Linked DNA regions of Mus musculus: regions 2 and 3 are each linked to region 1. A link is a loop called in an ENCODE intact Hi-C map of the cell type or tissue named here. Cell type or tissue: left cerebral cortex. All regions are shown on one strand.

The links. Hi-C counts contacts between places; a loop is a spot of excess contacts. Peaks named below come from ENCODE experiments on the same cell type or tissue, not always from the same donor. Only the 100,000 strongest peaks of a DNase experiment are listed, where the experiment ranks them.
Region 2: a loop joins it to region 1, with 2.6 times the contacts of the local background. A loop is called at or near these places in 4 of 42 quality-filtered maps.
Region 3: a loop joins it to region 1, with 2.1 times the contacts of the local background. A loop is called at or near these places in 4 of 42 quality-filtered maps.

What each region holds. Positions count from the first base shown.
Region 1 is chr12:100,358,852-100,362,851 of GRCm38, forward strand. The region is part of intron 15 of Ttc7b (tetratricopeptide repeat domain 7B); the gene reads right to left. Among named protein-coding and RNA genes, the nearest start is that of Gm51958, 11 kb to the left of the region's middle. In left cerebral cortex, a CTCF peak has its summit at 2,003; a DNase peak (open chromatin) is centred at 2,639; H3K27ac peaks cover 3,312 bases.
Region 2 is chr12:100,412,190-100,416,189 of GRCm38, forward strand. It overlaps Ttc7b (tetratricopeptide repeat domain 7B), which reads right to left. Exons shown (of 20, transcript NM_001033213.1): 7 at 2,946-3,118. Among named protein-coding and RNA genes, the nearest start is that of Gm51958, 65 kb to the left of the region's middle. In left cerebral cortex, no CTCF peak of the experiment used is centred here; DNase peaks (open chromatin) are centred at 1,906, 2,730 and 3,812; H3K27ac peaks cover 2,500 bases.
Region 3 is chr12:100,419,705-100,423,704 of GRCm38, forward strand. All of the region lies in intron 5 of Ttc7b (tetratricopeptide repeat domain 7B), which reads right to left. Among named protein-coding and RNA genes, the nearest start is that of Gm51958, 72 kb to the left of the region's middle. In left cerebral cortex, a CTCF peak has its summit at 2,017 (motif pointing left); DNase peaks (open chromatin) are centred at 510, 839, 1,335 and 2,002; H3K27ac peaks cover 3,119 bases.

The DNA.
Region 1 (4,000 bases):
AATCCAAAGATACTGTAAATTTAACCCACTGAGGAAATCCCAAGGCAAGAAAAACAAAACAAGTGATGAGAAAGCTTAGGACATGCCAGTGTTGGACATGAGGCAGTGAGCAGAAGAGGGACCATCAGGGTGGTCGTGTCACCAAGAGCAGCCATGACTTAAGTCAGAAGTCATGTACTTTGTAGACTTGGTTCAAAGTTCAGTAATCTCACTTAAAACATATTTTGTTCAGAGACTTATTGAAAACTTACATAAAATTAATGGAGAACAGGAGAACATGCTAAAACACAAATCCAACTCTGATGGTTAATCTCACTGGCCAACTTGACAGGTTTTAAAATCACCTGGAAGACAAATCTTGGCAGGTCTCTGAGGGTGTTTCTGACCTGGTTTAACTGGGGTGTGAAGACCCACTGTAAACTTGGCACACCATCCCATAAGCTGGGGTCCTTACTTGAGTAAAACAGGGAAAGCAAGTGAAGACCGTTCATTCTGCAAGGCATACAAACCAACCAGCACACCCTGCTTCTACCATCACACTTTCTCTGCGTACTCTTTGTCTTTCCCTAAGCTGCTTCCTGGTAGGTACTTTGGCTACAGCAAGGAGAAAGGTAGCTAACAGACTTCATTACTGATATTTATTAAAATTTAGCAACTTCTACAGCGTGTGCTGTGATCCGGCTCCTGCTACCTTAGTTTGTTCCTAGTACGTCATCTTCAGCCCAACTCAAGCCAAGGCCAACTCCTCCCTCACCTCACTAGTCTTCATGTGCCACGGGTCTTTGCAGAGGGTGCTCTGTTGTATGAAATGCCTTTTCAGGCCATGCATTTAGGCCTTTTAAGTGCCTACTCATCCTTGAGAGTGCATGGCGAATGGCACCTCTTAGCTTTAAAGAATGGGAGTAACCCCCCTCCAATGACAACACAATTGTCAAAAACCACGAGAGCTTACAACCGCAAGATAACAAATTATAAGCCAAGAAACGTATGCTTCCAAGACAAGTAAAAATAATAACAGCAGCAGCAGCTGTGAGCACTTGGAATATTTAATCACTGATTCCACAACAACCCTGCAAATTAGGCAGAGTTAATTCGGCCAGACTCATAGCACAGACAGTGAACTAAATCTCTCTGACTTTAAAGCACCAAACAAGAAGCAGGGAATTATTTTGAATCTTACAGTGACATGGATGGAGAGGGAGGCACTAGTCCACTGCCAAATATTTAAGCCAAATGTAAGACTGTGGAACACAACGTGGCATAAAGTGCAATCAGACCCTCCCCTCTCAAAACTTCCAGCCCAGTGAGTGGTCGACCACACTGTGGCCTTGAGCCTGAGGAGTTGGAGTTGGGGCTCTGACCCTAGAATGTCACATGCAAGACTTATTAGAGAACAGTCATTCACATTTGTGCATGTATGTTTGTGATCTGCCTGCTACCCTAAAGTCTGATACATACAAAATTCCAGTTACTCAAACTTTTACTTTTCATTAAAATTCATTAAATAATATTTTACCCTATTTTGAAAAATTTCAAAGAATCCTAAGATAATTCCTGAAATAAAGTCTATGTTTGGTTTAAGGAAGGGCTTAGAACGGACATAAAACATCCCAGTGAGAATCCAGGTCATGTGGTAATATGAAATTTCAATGTTCTTCACAGGAGATGAGTCTAAGTGGCACATCTCAGGGCAAGTGGGGCATCCAGCAACTATTTCCAGGATGACTTTCTGACCCTGCCAGATCTGTCCCACCTGCTGTATGTAAACTCTTGTTCAGCCTTCTCCTGGTGATACTCCCACAAGTCCTGACTTGGGCTGAGGAAAGAGAAAGCTAGAAGTTGCACACTGTAAAATTCTGAAACCTAATATACACAAAGGTTTCCAATCAAGAACAACTAGTGGAGGGCTAAGGAGGTGGCTCAGTGGGTAAAGAACTTGCTATGCAAACATGAGGACTCCCATGAATCCCCAGAAGCCACCTGCAGGCAGAGGAGAGATAGCACTTACCTGTGACCCCAGGGCTCCTAGAGAGAGATGGGAGGCAGAGACAGGAAAATCCCAGAAGACCATTGGTCAGTATGCAAGAGGCCTGCTCTCATACATGAGACAGCAAGGACTGGCATCTAAGGTAGTCATCCGACAGACACACACACACTCACACATCACAGCACATACACATCAAAGATCTTTTTAAAAAAATTTAAAGTCTGTGGCTCTAATTTCCTTAAGCTTGCTAAGTGCCTCATGGAGGAAACACACACATTAATCATGCAAACCTGCACTACTTCAATGTGAGGGCTGCATTCACAGCAGCTGATTTAGAAATAAAATCCTAGGAACCTGAACATTTAGGATCTTGTGATGATCTGTGAACTCAACTCTCAGACTCCGCACGCCAGGAGCCTTCCTTTGCTTATCTACTGAACGTGGGCAGGATGCAAAAGCAGCTGTGTGGAACAGCCCAGAAAATTTGCGCCGGTGGGACGCAGGTCCTCAGAGCTCTGGATATCTTCCCTGACCCTGACTTCAGAGCTGGGCAGCCCACGTGGAGACGGAGCTGCTGCCAGAGGCCTGAAGGAAAGCGAGCATGGGACTCTGAGCAAAGGAGAGACTGCATTAGCAGAGGAGGGGGCGTAGGGTGGGTGGGGCGAGTGTGCTCGAAAGACATTTTTAACTAGAGAAGACGGTTTGGCAGCCGACCCAACCAAGACAAGCAGGATGAAAAAATGAAGAGCAATGTGGTGATGAGGGAGATGAGGGATTAAAGCCAGATGAGTCAGTCGGGAACAGGTGTTCTGAAAGGGAAGGCGAAGCAGGCCATGTGCGGCCAGCCCTGTCCAGAACTGTATCTTCAGATCTCACCAGCCAGCTCTCCTGAAGGAACTCTACCTCTGTTTATTGCCTCAACCTACTATGTGCTGGTTGGAGCCATGGTAGTCTGGCTGGGCTTTCTTAATGGACCAATGCCAGAAAAACAAACAAACAAACAAACAAACAAACACATAAATAAACACCTAGCCTGTGGCCTCGAGTTCAGCTGCTGTGACTGGTGCCCACCAGGGATGACTTCGATGATGGCTTATAGCTGGGAAGGGGCCAGAGCTAAGACACAGACTTCTTATTCCCCTTTGTCAACATTTGGAAGGAACGAATGTCAGCCAGGTTAGGTGACTGTTAACACGTATTAACTATTGCTTGAGCCCTGACTAACTGCAGATCACTCAAATGATCTAATTCTCCATCTGTTACCCAGGGAACAATGTCATGGATCAGGTGGCTTACCCAACTGCATATTGACATGTTATTTATTACCTCATTAAAAAAGAAGTTACAAGTTTTCCCAATTAACGCAAAGCTTGAAAAGGCCTTAACAGATCTTTGAATACTTTGTTACTCCAAGTATATGGTCCAAGACATGTAGCTGCAGAATCTACAAGAAAGATTTTTGTGAAAAACAGAATCTCTATCTTTCTTCCACCTGTCACCCCAAGTGAGAATCCACACACAGCTAGGTTCCCAGGGATTGTGGGTGCAGAGTTAGAAACACTACAGCTCATAGCTCTCCACCCCAATGGAGGACGGACCTGCAGTGGTGTGCTTTGAAACAAAAGAAAAACAACTTCCCAGGAAAGAGCTCCCATGGTCCTTGCACTTCGGAAATATTTCCTGTGCTGATTCATTCCCAGGGGAAATTAGTTTATTTATTTAGAACTGAGAGCTTGTTATGTTGCCCAGGCTGGTTCCAAACTCCTGGGTTCTTGAGAAGATGGAGCTATTGGTATGCACTACACTTGCCTCCAGTACGACTCCTGGGAACATGGCTCCCAAGATAGGTGGGAATTCTGCACACCCAATCATATTAAGCCTGGAACTGTGGGTACCTTAGCTGCGGTATGGAACACACTATACCTGTGAGCACTTTCTAAGGGCTGATCGAGAACTCTGCCCAATGTTGCCCACAGAGCTATAGTGAGGGTATGCTAGGTGATCAGTCTCTCA
Region 2 (4,000 bases), 53 kb after region 1:
TGTTTTCAATCTGTGTAGCGCATCTTCAAAAGTCTACAGCAAACACCAGGATCAACCTGAAAGGTACTGGCTGCTCTCCTTGTCTTAAAATCAATAGGAAAAGGAAAAAGATGTTTTCTCTTATCACTTCTATCCACTAATGGAGAAATCATACATCTAAGAAAGAAAATGAAATAAAAAGTATCCAGCTTTGAAAGGAATAAGTAAAACTATCTATTTACAGATGACAGAATAAGCCTAAGGAATCTAAAAAACAGAATTCACAAATTCAGCAAGTTTGTAATATACAATATTGAAATACAAAATCAATGCTTCTTCCATATTCTTGCAGTGAATAGTTATAGAATATAACTAAGAATGAACAGGAGAGGCCACATTGGTGGCTAACTGATGTATGAGAGCCTATATCAACTTTACGTAAGAGGAATGTGTAAGTACTGGCAACTGACAGCTGCTGGGGAAAAGATAGTTTTCTTTAAGGGTGTGAGCCTGTTATGTCAACCATGCTCCGGTGGAAGGCCACACATCCAAGAGCATATGGGTAACACAAACTGGACCTGAGGCACTACACAGTACTATACTCCTGCTCTGGGTTCTGTCCCCAGCACCCTGTTCTAGTTTGCTTCTCTGCTGCTGTGAATAAAAACCATGATCAAAAGCAACTTAAAGAAGAAAGGTTTTACTTCATCTTACAACTCCTAGGCAACAATCTCCAACAGGAAAGGAAGTCAAGGCAAGAACCCTTGGAAGAAATCTGGAGACAGGAACCCTGGAGGGATGCTGCTTGCTGGCTGTTCTCAGCTCACAGTCTCACATGGTTGTGCTTAGCTAGCTTTCTTACACAGCCATGGCCACCTGCATAGGGAAGGCACTGCCCACAGTGGGCTGAGCCCTCTGATATATATATTAGCCATCAAGACAGTGTGCCAAAGATATGCCCACAGACCCTTCTGACCTAGGTAGTTCCTCAATTAAGGCTTTCTCTTCCCAAATGATTCTAGATTGTATCCTTTGCAATAAAAACTAAAAACAGCATACACCCGCTTCCAAAGCAAAGGAAAAAAAGACTTGTGCATGCATATAACCAAAAAATTAGGAATATGTTTAACAAAAGAACCTTAAACCCTGAAAACTAAGAGTTTGAAGTGCTTTTTTAAAACATAAATAAATAATAATCTGTTGCTCACAGGCCAGAAGATTTAACAATGTATTTTTATATGACGAAAAGTATTATTTACATTGTTTCACAAGTTATGAGTTCAATGCAATTCCTATCAAAATCCCAGTGCTTTTAAAAACATATTTTTGGCAGAAATGAGCAAGCAGACCCAAAAATACATAGGAATTTAAGGGACTGGGAGAAGGTGTGACAGCTAAGAGTACTGGGTCTTACTTTTCGAGTAGTGAGATACTTTGGTGATACATTCATAACTATGCATGTACTGGAAGCCAATGACTCTACACTCTAAGTCAGTGAGCTGGACTTTGTGCTTTACATGGGAGTTACAGGTAGAGATCAAACAGACCTCGTTTCTATATGAAGTTAAGCTTGTATCATGGCGTGGGACCACCTCCCAGAATCCTCCTTACACTGATAGAAAGCTGACATCAGAGTGGTGTCAGAGGAGTGGCAAGGACAACAGTTTAGGAAACACCAAAGAGACCAGTGAAATATGTGTTTCTGTCTCTGAGGTAAAGGCACCCAGGTGTCACTGGATGAGAAAGAGAGTGACAGAAATCCTTTGTGCACTTGGTAAAATTATGTACATTCAGAAGCTTCTATAGTGGGAAATGAACCTAGACTTTGTTTTGAAGATGTAAAAATCACTTAAAATTTGAATCCTAAATCTGCTTCTGGATAGCCCCTCCCGAGGGAGCCCGTGCTTCACACTCAGTCAGGGGACGACTGCCAGGATAGGCGCTGCATGAATCTACACGAGGGCTGAGGAGGACGAAGAGCCTGCAACTCACGCAAAGCTGGTTAGCATGGCTGGAAAATTGAAGATCAAAACCAGATTAATCTTAGGAAAAGTCAGGAATGGAGTTCCTTGTCCAAATCTGCATAAGAAATGCAAACTGTGTAAGACGGGGAAGAGACGCCAGGGTCAGAGAAGGGACAAGAAGTAGCTGACCCAAGAAAACTGGGCTCTCAGAAGATGCGACATGATTTCAGATGCCACATAAGGAGGCAGAAGCCAGGCAGCCCATCCCACAGTGTGGTCCCAGGGCTTCCAAAGCAGCTGCTCTTAGCACCCTGCAGTGTGACAACACTGCAGAGGTCCCCCAACAACTCACTTTTCTCTTTGTGGGAATTGGGAAAGGTCACCAGGCCTTGTCTGTGAGCAACAGGCAGGGAGGGACCCTAAGGGCTCCCGAGGGGTAGTGTGGCAATGAATGAGCTCCTCTCAGCCCCTCCCTCTCCAGTCTCCATCCTCCTGACAGGGAGGACGCAGGCATGAGAAGGCAGTCCTCCGACCCCTTTTCCTCTAAGGAAGCCAGATCCCAAATTTAAGTCTTACAAAAATAAAGACGCTCTAAAGAGACATCTCCTCCTAACTTCTGGCAAATTATTCGTTGTCCTTATACATAGTTTGACTTAGAACAAGACTTTTTAAAAGGATGGAGGAATTACTGATAAAATGAATGCCTCCTGGCTCTGCCTGCTGCATGGCTGGGGCTCCTGTGATGAGTGGAGAGAGAATCCCATGAAGTGACACAGCAGCAGATGGCTGAGGAAGGAGACGACACTGGGGAGAGTGGCTGCTCACGCATGGAGACATGCGCTGGAATGAGGGACAGTGCTGAGGTCCCTCTGCTCAACAGTCAGCCATGCTCGTCTAACTTCACACGGACGAAACCTGGCCTGTGCTTCTCTCCTGCCCTTAAACATTCCCACACTCCCTTCCCATCCCAGGGTCCCCAGCTAAGGACATCAAGTCCCATACTTCTCTCCTGAGTAGACACGGGCTCTGCGAGGGAGTGTGTAGGCCTTCGTGTTTGCTCCTTTCCGGAGAGGGTCATCCAGAGGTGACTGGTAGGGAGGCTCCTCCAGAGGGCTCCAGTAGCTCTGCTCACACATGCCCCGTAACAAGATTTCTGCCAACTGCCTGGCTATCGTCTGGGAACACAAAGGAAGAACAGCATGATTATTAATCTGCTTTATATCATCTACTCCATCATCACTATCTATCAGCTGTCACTGTGTGAGACGTTATTGAAATACTCAGAATTTAAAAGACTCAGAATTAAATGTTTACTTCTATATGAAAATCATACCCATCTATGGCAAGAGAAAATATGATATGCCAAGACATTTGAACACTTTTAAAAAGGATTTATGTTTATTTTAATTATGCATAAGTATGTTGTGGGACAAGTACACATGAGTGCAGGTGAAGCCAGGAGGTTTGAATCCCCACGGAGCTATAATTACAGGGGTTGTAAGCCATGTGACATGGGTGGGTGATGAGAACTGAATTCCAGGCCTCTGCAAGAGCAGTGCCTGCACTTAACCACTCAGCCGTTCTCTAGCCCAGGCTGCCCTGTCTGCATACACAGCGAACAGGTTTCAGACCCCACATAACCAAAGAAGCAGCTAAGCCTTTCCTAAGAGCTCTTGGGTGAACTGAAGGAGTTTCTGTCAGCCTGCAGCAGATGCTTGCTACAGCTCAAACCCAGAGAAAAGCCAGGACTCGACTTCTATGATGGTATCTCTGAAGGAAAAAAACCCTCAGCACAGCCATATGTACACTGCAGACACTCGAAGGACCAGCATCCATAGTCACACGACACCACCACAGGATGCAGCACTTGGGGAGTGGCGTGCCCTACTTTCTGTCCATCCAGCCCTCCCAGCTCAGAAGCTCAGAAACTAGCTTTGTATAGCAGGAAGGCAAGACACGGCTGCAGCTTCTGATGAGAAAGAGCTTTCTTCAAAGCTAGTGGCCATCTCGCACCTACTTGTGAAAATCCAGAAATACCCAAACCTTTTCCTTTTAGT
Region 3 (4,000 bases), 61 kb after region 1:
TATCAGTCTGTCTTTGAGCAACTGACCCGACACTGATAATTTCTTGTGTGTATGCTTTTTAGATCTAATCTAATTTCCTTAAGGAGACAAAAATCTAAAAATCAGTCCTGAGGTGAAGAGAAAAAGGTAAGATACACCTTACAAGAATCTATTTTCAAACATACAGTGACCCCCATCCCAGAGTGGTCCTGGAATTTATACTTTCATTAAAAGGAATATGATGTCACTGGGCAGTTGAGGACTCAACTCAGCAAGGCACTGCATGCAATGTGGATAAGGCTTCTTGCTGGAAATTCATGAGCAGAAGGAGAAAGGGTATGAAAAAGGAGCGACAGCCTTGCTTAATCCCCTCTCATCGTTCAGAACAGAAATCCCTGCCTATTAAGTCCATCCCATGGACCCTATGACCCTGAACTGATAAAAAGAAGCAAAGGGCCGACAGCACTCACTCTCTGAGTCACTGTGTGCTGACTGGTTCCTGGGCTTCCTGACTGATCAGAACATGGTCTATTCAGCATCGTAATGCTCCACAAAGACAAGGCTAGCCAAGCACTTCACTCAGGGCACAGCATTCTTTAGAACACCCTGGTCAATATATCCAGGCCATACTTGTTCTCTCGGAACGCTGGGTCTGGCCTCTTTAGCTGGGAACACCTCCCAGCCATTTCCTTTACATTGAGCACTGCCACCATCTATGACAGAACTCAGTGATATTTATAACACACTCATTAGAACACATCTCATCTTTCCAAAAAGCCACAGAACGGGTCAGCAGGTGCAAGACTGTCAGCCAGACTCCGGAGGCTGTGACAGATGATCAAGGTATCTGGCTCTTGTCTGGGTTGCATTTTAAATCATGCAAAGATTTGAGATAAAAATGTGCTTCTGTAAGATGCAAGCCACAGGGGTAAAGGCTTCTCCGAATTCTCATTCACAACAACAAGCCCAGAACTTTAAGACACTGACTAATTGGCTCAGTATGTAAATATCCCCCCAGCCCTCTCACCCACACAGATGAGATGTTATCAGGTCAGAAGCTTTGTGCTAGCATAAAAAGAGAAGCCTGTGCTCAGGACTCTAAGTAGCACTAAGGAAGTTCATTGGAGACATGAACAAAAATTAGGGAGTAGGCCTGGGACATGCAGCCTAACCTGCCTGTCCCTCCACTCATTTGTATGGGATTCGAGTTCATGGCTAACAACGTACATTGCTCTGGGCTGAAGCTCAGTGCTCTGGAGTAATCTGAGGGGAGGAAACAGTCACAGCTAAAAAGGGATGGGAACGGCTACGACAGCTAATTCTATTTCCATATCACCAATTAAATGCCTACCGTGTACATAAAGGGCAGCCCTCTGAACTCATGAAACAAGGACATGCCTGAGATGATGTCACTACAGACTCTGGTAGACCACAGAAAGAACTGTTTTGCCATGGTGGAAATTAGACCTTGAACAGTACTTCAAAGCTAAATATTGTAACTGTGGGAAGGCTACAAATAGGACCTGGTCATTTGGGGCGTCTCCTATGTCCTCTTTGCAGAACGAACTATTTATAGAGTTATGGAAGCACAGAATTTTCTAGCCAGAAATGATCCAACAGAGTCAAGAAGTGAAAGGGTTTGCTCAGGCTCTAAGTGTGGCAAGAGAGCAAACTGGGAGCTTCCCACCATGCTGTCACCACCTTGGACAAAAGAAAGATGAGCTCTATAAAGCAGAGATGGCTTGAGAGGAAGGAACAAATACGAATCCAAGAGCTCACATGTGTATTTTGTGCACTGATATTCAAATTACTTCACACACACAAATAGCATAAATTCTATGCTCTGGTGAGGACAGCTAATGAGATAGATGCTTCTTAGGTACTGGTTCAAACCGGAAAGCAAATCCATTAAAGCCAGGTGAAGAAGCCCTGTGCCTGATGTTCTGCCCTCTGCTACCTGATACATAATGAGGAGAGAAACCCAATTCCCTTTTCTGGCTGGCTGTGGTTTCTCCCACGCAAGACGGAGGCCCTCTGCTGGAGGAATGTACAAATCTTTAGGTAGAAGGAGGCTGAGCCTGCTGAGGGGAAATCTGCAAGAGGTCCTGGCAGAGGAAGACTCTGGCGTGAGTGCGAGCTGTCCCCAGCTGGATCCCAGACTGTGTTCAGGATTCAGAATCAGACTCTGCTCAGCCCAGAAGAATTCTGCTCCTAAACAAAGAGTCCAGAGCAGTGGCAGAGTAGCGCAGGCCTGAGGCTGGTCAAATGAGGGTGGCATCCCAGAACAGCAGGGAAGGGGTGCCACGTTTTAAATATTAGAAATAGTCACAAGCACCCTAAATACCAAGTTCTTCAATTCTCACCAAACAGTCTATAACAAACAAACATTTTAAAGTCAGATATTACTCAATCACTTCCTATTCGCCACTGAACAGAAAAAAAAAAAGCTACATGTTTAATCATGATAGCAAGGAAGAAAAAGGAGGAAAATGAAAAAAAAAAAAACCCACATGATTGCTTTCATATTTCTAAACTATTAGTTTGTCCCTAAAATGCTGAGGCCCATTAAATAGCTAGAACAAACTGTTGCTTAAAGTTTCCACTCAAAGTTGAACATCAGAACACCTGGTTCTGAGGGTTTCCACAGACTCCTGACAGGAGGTCATTTATTCCATTTCACCGCCCTTGACTGAGATGGTACGATGATGTCAGAACTCACTACGGTAAGGTTTTTGCCAGGATCAAGCAGCACACTCTGGCAAGGTGTCAGAGCCTGGGTCGTCTCCTGCACTTTGCTTTCTGTGCTGGGTGTGTTTCCCCCAGGTTGGAGCAGCTCCAACAACTCAGCTAAGACCAGGGAGGAAAGCGCCTGCAATCTTTAGGACCAGCTGTGTGCTCAGCCTGGCAGGCCAGGCCACCTTTGATCCCTGTGCCATTGCTGTGCCCAGCCCCACAGGCAGAGCTGCAGTGTCCCTTGGCCTATGCATGGTCAAACTCACCCCTTTTCATAGTGGGAGGAGTCTCCTCTACCTTTCACCCACTCCTGTGCCTTCTCCCTTCCCCTTTCTATGCGTGTTTGTTGTTCTCTAGACTCTCATCATTCCAGGGCTCTCTGTGACCCCCAGGCTTGACTTCCTGCGAGCCTGTGCTACCCCACAGTTGTCTGTACAACCTTGAAGGTTCCAGCTCTCCAGCAGTTGGCCCTTCCTCTTTTTTTATTTTCAATTGTTTAAATCAAACTTTGAGTTAACATATAAATAATGGGTTCGTTTTTTCATAAATACATGTCATTATCCCTTATTCTCATTGCCCCTCTTCCACCCTCACATTCTCTCCATCCTCCTCTGGCTGATACCTTCCCTCTCCAAATGGTGCTTCTCTTCTTTCCCATCTCAGAATCAAAGCCTTTTCTTTCATCTGTCTCATGTTCTCTCTCTCTCTCTCTCTCTCTCTCTCTCTCTCTCTCTCTCTCACACACACACACACACACACACACATTTTCTCCCTCAAATGTCACCTTATTATTCTTCATAGCTGAATGCAATTCTGCTGTATGTATGTATTCATGTGTATATCTATACATTTTCACTTTATATTCTGCTGAAGGAGATCTAGACTGGTTACATATCTTGGCTACTGTGCATACAGCAGCAATAAACATGGACATGGAAATATCTCTGGTTCATTAAGAGTTCTTCGGGTACATATTCAGGAATGGTATAGCTGGGTCATATGGTGGCTGTCTTTAGGTTGCTGAGGGACTTCTACACGGATTTCTATCAACAGTCAATAAACCTCACTCATCAGCATTTGTTGTCCTCTGTTATCTTGATGACAGCCTTTCTGAGTAAGGTGAGATGTAATCTAAAGTAGTTTTAATTTGCATTTCTTTGATAGCTAAAGATATCAAAGTCTTTCTCCAATGTTGATTGGCCATCAGTGTTTTAAGCCCGTCTCCTCCGTTCAGTAGCCCATTAGCTGACAGGATGATTGGGAGGGTGGGGGTCATTCTGTTTTTACA